Regions from separate parts of the Homo sapiens genome. Here region 1 is linked to region 2. Evidence: read pairs that join two places in POLR2A ChIA-PET (ENCODE). Cell type or tissue: OCI-LY7. All regions are shown on one strand. Each heading gives the region's core, and the rest is flanking DNA. Links, peaks and the distances in the headings are about the cores only. Region 1 overlaps DARS1 (aspartyl-tRNA synthetase 1). Region 2 has its middle 270 kb from the start of CXCR4.

Evidence for each region. Peaks named below come from ENCODE experiments on the same cell type or tissue, not always from the same donor. Only the 100,000 strongest peaks of a DNase experiment are listed, where the experiment ranks them.
Region 1: POLR2A ChIA-PET joins it to region 2 with 11 read pairs; 4 of 35 experiments call an interaction of 5 or more read pairs at or near these places.

What each region holds. Positions count from the first base shown.
Region 1 is chr2:135,935,737-135,938,236 of GRCh38, forward strand. The region is part of intron 5 of DARS1 (aspartyl-tRNA synthetase 1); the gene reads right to left. Among named protein-coding and RNA genes, the nearest start is that of DARS1-AS1, 48 kb to the right of the region's middle. In OCI-LY7, for the core only: no CTCF peak of the experiment used is centred there; a DNase peak (open chromatin) is centred at 1,555; H3K27ac peaks cover 1,312 bases.
Region 2 is chr2:136,386,137-136,393,290 of GRCh38, forward strand. It overlaps the pseudogene RN7SKP141. Among named protein-coding and RNA genes, the nearest start is that of CXCR4, 270 kb to the left of the region's middle. In OCI-LY7, for the core only: no CTCF peak of the experiment used is centred there; a DNase peak (open chromatin) is centred at 3,845; H3K4me3 peaks cover 1,409 bases; H3K27ac peaks cover 2,008 bases.

The sequences.
Region 1 (2,500 bases), core at 1-2,500, 450 kb before region 2:
AAAACCATTTTATCATATTAGTTAACCCAAACTATGTCTGGAAAACCTGCTAAAGCACAAACGGGAAAAATACCTTATTTAGTTACTTCAGGAAAGGGAATTATACTCTTCTAGTTGGCAGATCAATATTGGCATTCAGCTTAGATACTCCAAGAAATAGTGTAGGATACTCTAGTATTCCTTATTATAAAATAGAACTATTTGTCACCACTCCCTAAACCCAAATTCTAGGATTCCCTTTGACAAGTTAACAGAAACTTCATCTCCAATCCAAACTGGAGAGCTGAAGAGCTGCTACTTCTACTTTTATAACTAGTGGGAATTCATCATCCTCTTTACTAGACCATGAGTACTCTGACCCCAGAGTCTTCACATAGTGCTTGGCACAAAGCACCTATCAACAGTAACTGCTGGCTGAATAAATAAATAAGTGATAAAGCAAAGTCACTACTTATATAAGATTCTACTTAGTAGGTAATACTTCATGCTTTGTGAAATACTTTATTTTTATTATGGCAAATTCTGTAAGCTCTTCTGGCTTAAAATTTATTACTAATATTTATTAATGTTGCATTGCACACATCTAGACAATAAGAATATCTTAAAACTACATTTGCTTCTAGTAAAAAAACAGAAATATATATATACACACACATACACTTTTTTTTTTTAGTTTTGAGACAGGGTCTTGCTCTGTCACCCAGGCTAGAGCGCAGTGGTGTGATCACAGCTCACTGTAACCTCCAACTCCTGGGGTCAAGTGATCCTCCCACCCTGGCCTCCCAAAGCACTGGGATTGCAGGTGTGAGCCACCACATCTGGCCAAATTTTCTTTATTCAAGTACTGAAAAAGATGTGTTACTTGGAAGATGTGGGAGTTATCTTTCTTGGTCAACATAAATGGGTTTATTCATTTATCTTTATTCTTACTCTTTGGTCAGTTTGTCTTTACTAGGTTACAAACTTCCTGGTGGGGTTGTTTCAAGATGAGACTTACACAAAGACAACAAAGTCATTTGTCAAATTAGGTCAGTAAAAATTACAAGGTTTTGTAAGTCTTGAAGAGTTCCAAGAAAACAGATTCCAGCTAAATACAATGTTACTCTTAAATCAGTAAGTACATATAGGCCTATCTCTGAATCTGTCTGCCTGTTGGTCTGCCTGACTCTTACATATGGTCATGCATGTGCACACGGATCAGGGCGGGAAGAGGCCATGCTGTCTTAAAGACTACTCCTTAAGAGAAATTTAGTGATGTATATTGTAGATACAATCTAGACCTAAATCTGAGCACTGTAGGTTCAAACTGGCAGGGTTATTTCAATAGTACTAAATATGTGTGAATTCACTTATGGTTTTTTTTTGTTGTTGAGATGGGGTCTCACTTAGTCACGCAGGTTGGAGTGCAGTGGTGCGATCTTGGCTCACTGCAACCTCTGTCTCCTGGGTTCAAGCAATTCTCTTGCCTCAGCCTCCTGAGTAGCTGGGATTGCATGCACCTGCCACCACGCCTGGCTAATTTTTGTATTTTTAGTAGAAACAAGGTTTCGCCATGTTGATCAGGCTGGTTTTGAACTCCTGACCTCAAGTGACACTTATGGTATTTTAAGTCAATGATAATGAGCTCTTTCAGTTTTTAATCCTGAGAAAAAAACAGATCAGAGATAAGTCTTCTTTAAAAAAAAAGGAAGCTACTGTTGGAATATAAGACCAATAAGGTACTATTTATTTTGACTTCTCTATGTTGTAAAAAATATCAGAAAAGTAATTATTATAAGACTAAGAATTAGTTAATTAATCATTCTTTAAAAGTACATCATCGTTAGTTGATGCAGTTTCTTCCTAGCATCGACGGTCTTTACAATTTGGCATGTTTTTGCAGTGGCTGGTACTGGTTGTTCCTTTCCATGTTTAGTGCCTCCTTCAGGAGCTCTTATAAGGCAGGCCTGGTGGTGACAAAATCTCTCAGCATTTGCTTGTCTGTAAAGGATTTTATTTCTCCTTCACTTATGAAGCTTAGTTTGGCTGGATATGAAACTCTGGGTTGAAATTTCTTTTCTTTAAGAATGATGAATATTGGCCCCCACTCTCTTCTGGCTTGTAAAGTTTCTGCCGAGATATCAGCTGTTAGTCTGATGGGCTTCCCTTTGCGGGTAACCCGAGCTTTCTCTCTGGCTGCCCTTAACATTTTTTCCTTCATTTCAACTTTGGTGAATCTGACAATTGTGTGTCTTGGAGTTGCTCTTCTCGAGTATCTTTGTGGCGTTCTCTGTATTTCCTGAATTTGAATGTTGGCCTGCCTTGCTAGGTTGGGGAAATTCTCCTGGATAATATCCTGAAGAGTGTTTTCCAACTTGGTTCCATTCTCCCTGTCACTTTCAGGTACACCAATCAGACGTAGATTTGGTCTTTTCACATAGTCCCATGTTTCTTGGAGGCTTTGTTCGTTTCTTTTTACTCTTTTTTCTCTAAACTTCTCTTCTTGCTTCATTTCATTCAT
Region 2 (7,154 bases), core at 2,292-4,791:
CTCAGGCAGTTCCTGGGCCCCAAAGGATGCAGAATCTGGCACCACCTTACTTGAAGCAGAGCGTACAGTGTATTTTTCTTCATAGATAGCCTGTAAAGCTCTGCCAATAGGCCTATTTTTCTCAGGGCTAGTGACTCATTTGGGGCAGTGAAGCAGGAGTGAATCTCATGGACAGATGGTGACCTCGTGTTTGGAGGACACCCTAGAGGGAATCAATCAGACCAACATTTTTCACTTTTTTTTTTTTTGCAACTAATCCAATCCACGTATTTTGAACATTTAAGTAAATTGCATAGTACACACTTTTAACTAAAACATGCAAACCCAATGTCAGTAGTCATCACATCATCGCAAACAACTTTTGTAACCAATTCAATCTTTGTCCCTTTCTTTCTTTCTGACAGATTCTCACTATGTTGCCCAGGCTGGAGTGCAGTGGCGCAATCTCGGCTCACTGCAACCTCCACCTCCCGGGTTCAAGCCATTCTCATGCCTCAGCCTCCCGAGTAGCTGTGACTACAGGCGTGTGGCACTACATCTGGCTACTTTTTGTATTTTTGGTAGAGTTGGGGTTTTGCCATGTTGGCCAATCTGGTCTGGAACTCCTGGCCTCAAGTGATCTGACCACCTTGGCCTCCCAAAGTGCTGGGATTACAGGTGTGAGCTACTGCATTTGGCCCAGCCTGATTTTTTATATTTTAATGCTCAGATAGCTCCTGCCCAATAGATACTGCAAATCAACATGTTAGCATACTTGTTTATAACTTAAAGATCTCCTGAAACCATCAATGGGAAACTTAAGAACATGACCTGTCAGGAGCATACTGATCCTCAAGGGAGTTTTCCCATTGCTCAAGTGATTCTCCTGCCTTGGCCTCCCAAAGTGCTGGGATTACAGGTGTGAGCCACTACACCCGGCCTCGATTGCTCTTTTGAGGAACATTCTGTCACCATCGAGAATTTTCCCCATAAATCCTCAGGAAAATAACTTATTGAAAATGTTCCTTGGTCAATGCCCATTTCTTAGTCAATGTCCATGAATGGGTGGGGGACTTGGGCAGGTTACATTGACCAAGTTGGCATATGCATAACTTGTCCTAGATACTTGATTATGTCTAGGCATTAGGCCACTAGGTAAAGTTGCTAGACTGCTCCAAATGACACAGCTACCTTTGACTCTCCCATAAAGATCTCCCCGTGTGTAGATTACTCATGTTGAGAGTTCTGAATGCTGCCATTCAGCTGGGTATCTGGTCTACACCCAGAGTAAGTCATGGGACTTATTTGATGGAGAACTGTAAAATTGTGTGACTTGATCAGCAAGCAAAGTTGTTTTTCTGATGTCAAAATTTCAAGTCGACAGAGCATTCAAAATTGCTCCTCTAGGTTTGTAAGAGACTAGGTCCAGAAAGAGAGACCAGGGCTGAATGTACAGGTGATCTGACACCAACTCATCTAAGAAAGCCCGGGGGTTCAGCTCTAAGGGGTGAAGCACAGATTTGTCACCTACATAGCTGGGCACTTGCCAAACCATTGCTCTTATTTGGAACATATCATTGGTTCATTTAACAAATAAGTATTGATGCTGGGAGCGGTGGCTCACGCCTATAATCCCAGCACTTTGGGAGGCCGAGGTGGGCAGATGACCTGAGGTTGGGAGTTCGAGACCAGCCTGACCCACACAGAGAAACCTCATCTCTACTAAAAATACAAAATTAAACGGGCTTGGTGGTGCATGCCTATAATCCCAGCTACTTGGGAAGGCTGAGGCAGGAGAATCGCTTGAACCTGGGAGGTGGAGGTTTCGGTGAGCCGAGATCGCGCCATTGCACTCCAGCCTGGGCAACAAGAGCAAAACTCTGTCTCAAAACAAAACAAAACAAAACAAAAAAGTATTGATGGTGGCAGGCACCTGTAATCCCAGCTACTTGGGAGGCTGAGGCAGGAGAATCGCTTGAACCTGGAGGCGGAGGTTGCAGTGAGCTGAGATTGCACCACTTCACTCTAGCCTGGTGACAGAGCGAGACTCATTCTCAGAAAGAATGAATGAATAAATAAATATTGAGCACCTACTACATGTCAGACAGTGGGAATACAAGAGTGAACAGATATTTATCTTCTCAGATATTTTACGTGTTTATTAAAGTAATGGAGGTAGTCCAGAAGAGCTTGTGATGGGAAGCTGCAGTCTCTTGCCTTGTCAATACCCCTCCCTAGCCCCTGCTTTGATCTGTTTATGATTTAATTCTTTTGGTGGTTATCTCTTTATAATATGTTCTATTCTATTTCTTGGTTTATGAATGTTAGATAATATTTTTAACTCCCACTATGAAAAATGAGGATTTAACTCATTTATACTATGTTCACCTAACCTCACCTCTCTTCTCTCTCCTTTCCTTTAGTCTTTGATGATGATTGAATTAGAATGTTGAATATGCGCCCCCCCCCCCCCCCCACCCTGCCCCACAGCCATCACTGGAAGCTGCAAAGTTGAAAACAATAGGTGGCAGCGACAGATATCCTCACATTCTAAACAGAGGCACCAAACTCTCTACATGCAGGACCTGCTAAAAGAACATCCCCATGGAATCTAGCCCATCACCACCTCCAGGTGATAAGTGAGAGAAGGGAAGAGTTGGAGAGAGATGGGAGAGTAAGAATTTCTTTTGGAGTGGGGGTTATTGGGTTCTTCCTTCCTACCTTAAACCAAGAGAGAAGGGTCTTTAAGATTGCCTCTAAGAAAAATGATGGTCTTTGCCAGAAGGAGATTGGCACATGTTTCTCCTTTAGGTACCACAACCCTGGGATGTCTTTTTCATGAATGATGCTTGTGTTTTTCTCTGAGATCTTGGATTCTGGATCTATGATTCCTATTTCACCTTTCTTTTTAAGATGACAACTGATTTAGACTCCTTTCCTGAAGTGTACACAGTAACCTAATTTCTCTTCCATGATATGGAACAATAGCTCCCTGTACGTGTATCACATCCACTGAAGACTTTTGCTTTATAAGTTTAGGTAGGCTATGCCAGATCTCTGGGGATAAGGGGCACTAGGCTTTTCCTCAACCCCAAGAACTCATTCTCAAATCCTTCTCCAATCAAAATGATATCCCCTTTTCCTCTGTCACTCCCTCATCCTTACTAAGCCATGCTTACTAGTGTCCCCACTGTTGATTCTTTCTCCAGTCCAAGGAAGGCCAAGAACATTTTCTCTCTGGTTCCAATTTGATCAGTAGTTGGTAGTGGGTGCCACAATGTTATAAAGAATTAGGTTTTTATAGGGGACACACTATGGTTATTCCTCACATCCATTCCAGCCCAGATGGATGAGTCTATCATCTCCTTCCCTGGGCCAGTGGCTAACTGAGGAAAGGGCAACAACCTGACTTTGAACACTGAGATGTCAGGAGAAGCCTGCTGGTGGTTTCTGGGAAAGTTCAGTTTTCTCCTACAGGTAGAGAAAGATTATCTCTCTGGACCTTGTCTTCCTGGATATGATTTCTGCTGTAGCCATCTTTCAATCAGGTTAAAGATGAAGCCAATTTTGAGGATGAAACAAGAGACAGATGGAGAGAAACCAGGTCCTTGATGACTTAATTTAGCCCCCAAATCAACTAACCCTAAAGTTCGCTCTTCTTCTGACCTTCCTAAATTCCTGTTACGCGAGACAGTGCATTTCCATGTTGTTTAACCCAATTTGAGTCGAGGTTTCTGTTGTGTGCAGCTGAAGTCAAACTAACTGATATAATGTCCCAAGTCATGTCGAATTGGTGGGAAAGGGTGCTGTGATCCATTAGCTATGTCTGTCAAAGGTGGGGGTTTCAACCTTTGCCAGCCTGTGCTCTTTAGTTCCTTATTTGCATCTTGTGCAGGGGTTATCTACGGGGTTTGTTTTGCTTTCATTACTACCCAGATTAGTGCTTTTAATGTGCAGACAGTGGTTATAACATAAAATACCCTTATTTGTATGTCTCAGTCTGTGCTTCAGCTTCCTGAGCTGCCCAACCCATTCTGCACCTCATTTCTTCTGTTCTTTTTGACTCCCCTGGTTACTAAAGTGTTGTTTATTCCATTCTTACGACTTTCTCACTTGCCTGATGCTGAGATTTAAAAATTCACCTGGAGATAGACCAGGAACACAGCACACTGCAGCCTATTTGAAGCATCAGATGGGTGGTGCTGACGATATCTTATATGAGGCTGATCTGGCCTGCTGTATGTGTGACCCCATCAATTGCTGGCTGATCCGAAGGGCTAGCGTCTCCTTCATCTGGTCTTCATTGAGCTGTGGACAGCCCTCCAAAAGCTGAATGCTCTGTCAAGAAGGATGCCCTTCCCAGACAGGAAGAGCTGTTCTTTGGTCAAAGGTATACAGGTGGTATACTGATGATGTGAAGAAACACAACTTTTGGGCTGACACTGTTCTATGAGCTTTTCTTAATTTCTGGAGTGTGCAAAGCATTATCTAGGTCTATAAACAAGAATAATAAGAGGAAACAATGGGGCTGCCATTTCCCAGCTCTCTTTTTTTTTCTTTTAAACTTGGAAACAAGCTGCAGGGTCTCAAATCCAGCGTTCCTTGTAAATTCTGAAAATAAAAATGGACGGTGCACACAGGTATGGCTTGTGGAAGAATTAATGGAACCCTCAGCAATAGACTCTCATTCTTTTTTTCTGTTTGCTAATTGATTAAAAATATGTATATGCATTGCAAAGCTCATGTATTGATCAAGAGAAGAGTGAAAAGGATAGCTTCTCTAATTAAGACTGATTGGAGCTGTGAAAGTTTAATTAATTGGATGCATGTCACTTCATTTCCATGTTATGTTGTGCACAGCACTCTGTTTTCATAATTACCGTGTTGTGTTGGGGTGGCGGGTGTCTCTCTAATTAACAGTCTGGGGGAAAAGTGATGTATGGTCCTGCTGAGCAGACAGAGTGGGTGGAAAGAGAGGACCCAACCAGAATCCACAGGCTCTGTCCCCGTGGCCTGATTCTCAACCATTTCCCTTACCCTTTGTTCAGTAAACGAGGTTTTGGTGGATGTTCCCAGAGACTGCTGTTTATGTATTTGTTCCTCAGGTTTCTCCATCAGGAGACAGGGAGGCTGGATGACACTTCCAGGGATTGGAAGGTGAAATGCCCACTGGTTGAGAACCACTCCAACAGCTTTCTCCTTAGAACCCCCAATATTCACTCCTCACTTGGCAACTAACACTTGCCCACCTAGCCATGACAGACCCTTACTGAGTGTCTACTCCGTGCAATGTATGGTGATGGGCCGGGTGACTTTGAGTTCAGATTGCTGTTCCTTACTAGACATGTGGCCTTGGGAAATTTTCCTGAGTTCTTTGTGCCCCAGTCTTCTAATTTATAACATGGGAATACTAAGACCTTCCTAGTAAAGATGCTGGGCACATTACATGAAATAACAAATAGTATGCTTAGTGTACAGTTTTATCACCCTAGATTTATTAATCCTTTCACTTCCCTGTGTAGTTATTTTTACAAAAATACTTTGTTGAATGATCCTATTGTAGATTTTAACTCCTAACTGGCCTCACTTCTGTGACCACCCTCTTAAATCCATACTCCACTTTGGAAACAGGATTCTTTTTTCTAAAGTGAAAGTTGATTATATGAATGCCTTGGTGAGACACCTGCCCAGATGATGTTTCACCTCTGTAGAATGGGAATTCTACCCCCTGCACCAGCTGGCCCCTGTGGCCGCACCTTCAGCACCCCTTCTTTTCACAGCCTTTCCAGGGCTGCCCAAACCCCCAAATTTCCTTCACACCTGAGCATAACATGCATTTCTCTCTTCTGCCCAGAAGACATTTTTCCTCCTAAAAGCAAAAGTCCCACAAATTATTTTCATATTCAGCTCAAATAGCTCCTTTTCAATGAAATTATCTGTGCTCCTGCCCTATCCCCTCCTCCCTGCTTCCCCTGCCCCAGCACTGTTTTCTTGTTTGGAGTCTCTTCCTGACTAGGCAGGAAGTTCCTATAGGCAGGGACAGGAAGTTTCTATAGGTAAGGCTGTGTCTCTGTTATCTTTGGGTCTCAGTGCCTGGCAAGCATATACGATGAAGCAGGCTTTTAATAAGTGATTGTTGAATGATGGATACAAAAAACAAAAGTTGTCTTCATATGGAACTCCCATTAAACATCTGACTTCCTACAAGACTTTCGGCTCCATACAGGCAGGGAACACGTCTGTCTTGTTCTATATTGTCATGTCCCTGTTTGCCTGGCACATGGTAGGTACTCCATAAAGAAAATTGGCACATCATGTGGTCCGTATGCTTTATAGGTTTGTTGTGAGGGCAAATTGATAATGAATATAAAAGTTTTATAGTTTAAAAAGTTGGAAAAATACTGTAAGATTGTTTAATAGAACAATAATGTCGACAAAAAGAGTCAAACCCTGTAAAATATTTGAAGGTATTTATTCTGAGCCAAATGTGAGTTACCATGGCCCATGACACAGCCCTCAGGGGACTCCAAGAACATGTGCCCAAGGTGGTCAGGGGGCAGCTTGGTTTTACAAATTTAAGGAAGACATGATACATCAATCAAATACATTTAAGATATGCATTGGTTCAGTCCAGAAAGGCAGGACAAGGTCGGGGGGGATGCTTCCAGGTTATAGGTAGATTTAAAAATTTGCTTTTGGCAATTAATTGAAAAAGTTCTTATCAGTAGAAAGGAATGTCTGGATTATAAGGGATTGTGGAGACCAAAGTTGTATCATGCAAATGAAGCCTCCAGGTAGCAGGCTTCAGAGAGAAAAGATTATAAATGTTTCTTATAAGACTTAAGGTCTGTGTTGATGTTTAATGCTGGTCGGCTTTTCCTGAATTCCAAAAGGGAGGAGGGCATAATGAGGCATGTCTGACTCTCCCTTCCCATCATGGCCTGAACCAGTGAACCAGTCTTTCAGGTTAACTTGAGTGCCCAGGCCAAGAGGAAGGAGTCTATTCAGATGACTGTGGGGTTGGGGCAGGGGGCTTGCTTAGAATTTTATTTTTGGTTTACAATAATTGCTAATGACATTATTATTATTTTTTTTGGAAGGCGTGCTCTTTCTGTTTTGGAGTAGATTTCCTGACTGTCAGTGACCTCTGAGTCCTTCTGCATGTTGTCATTACA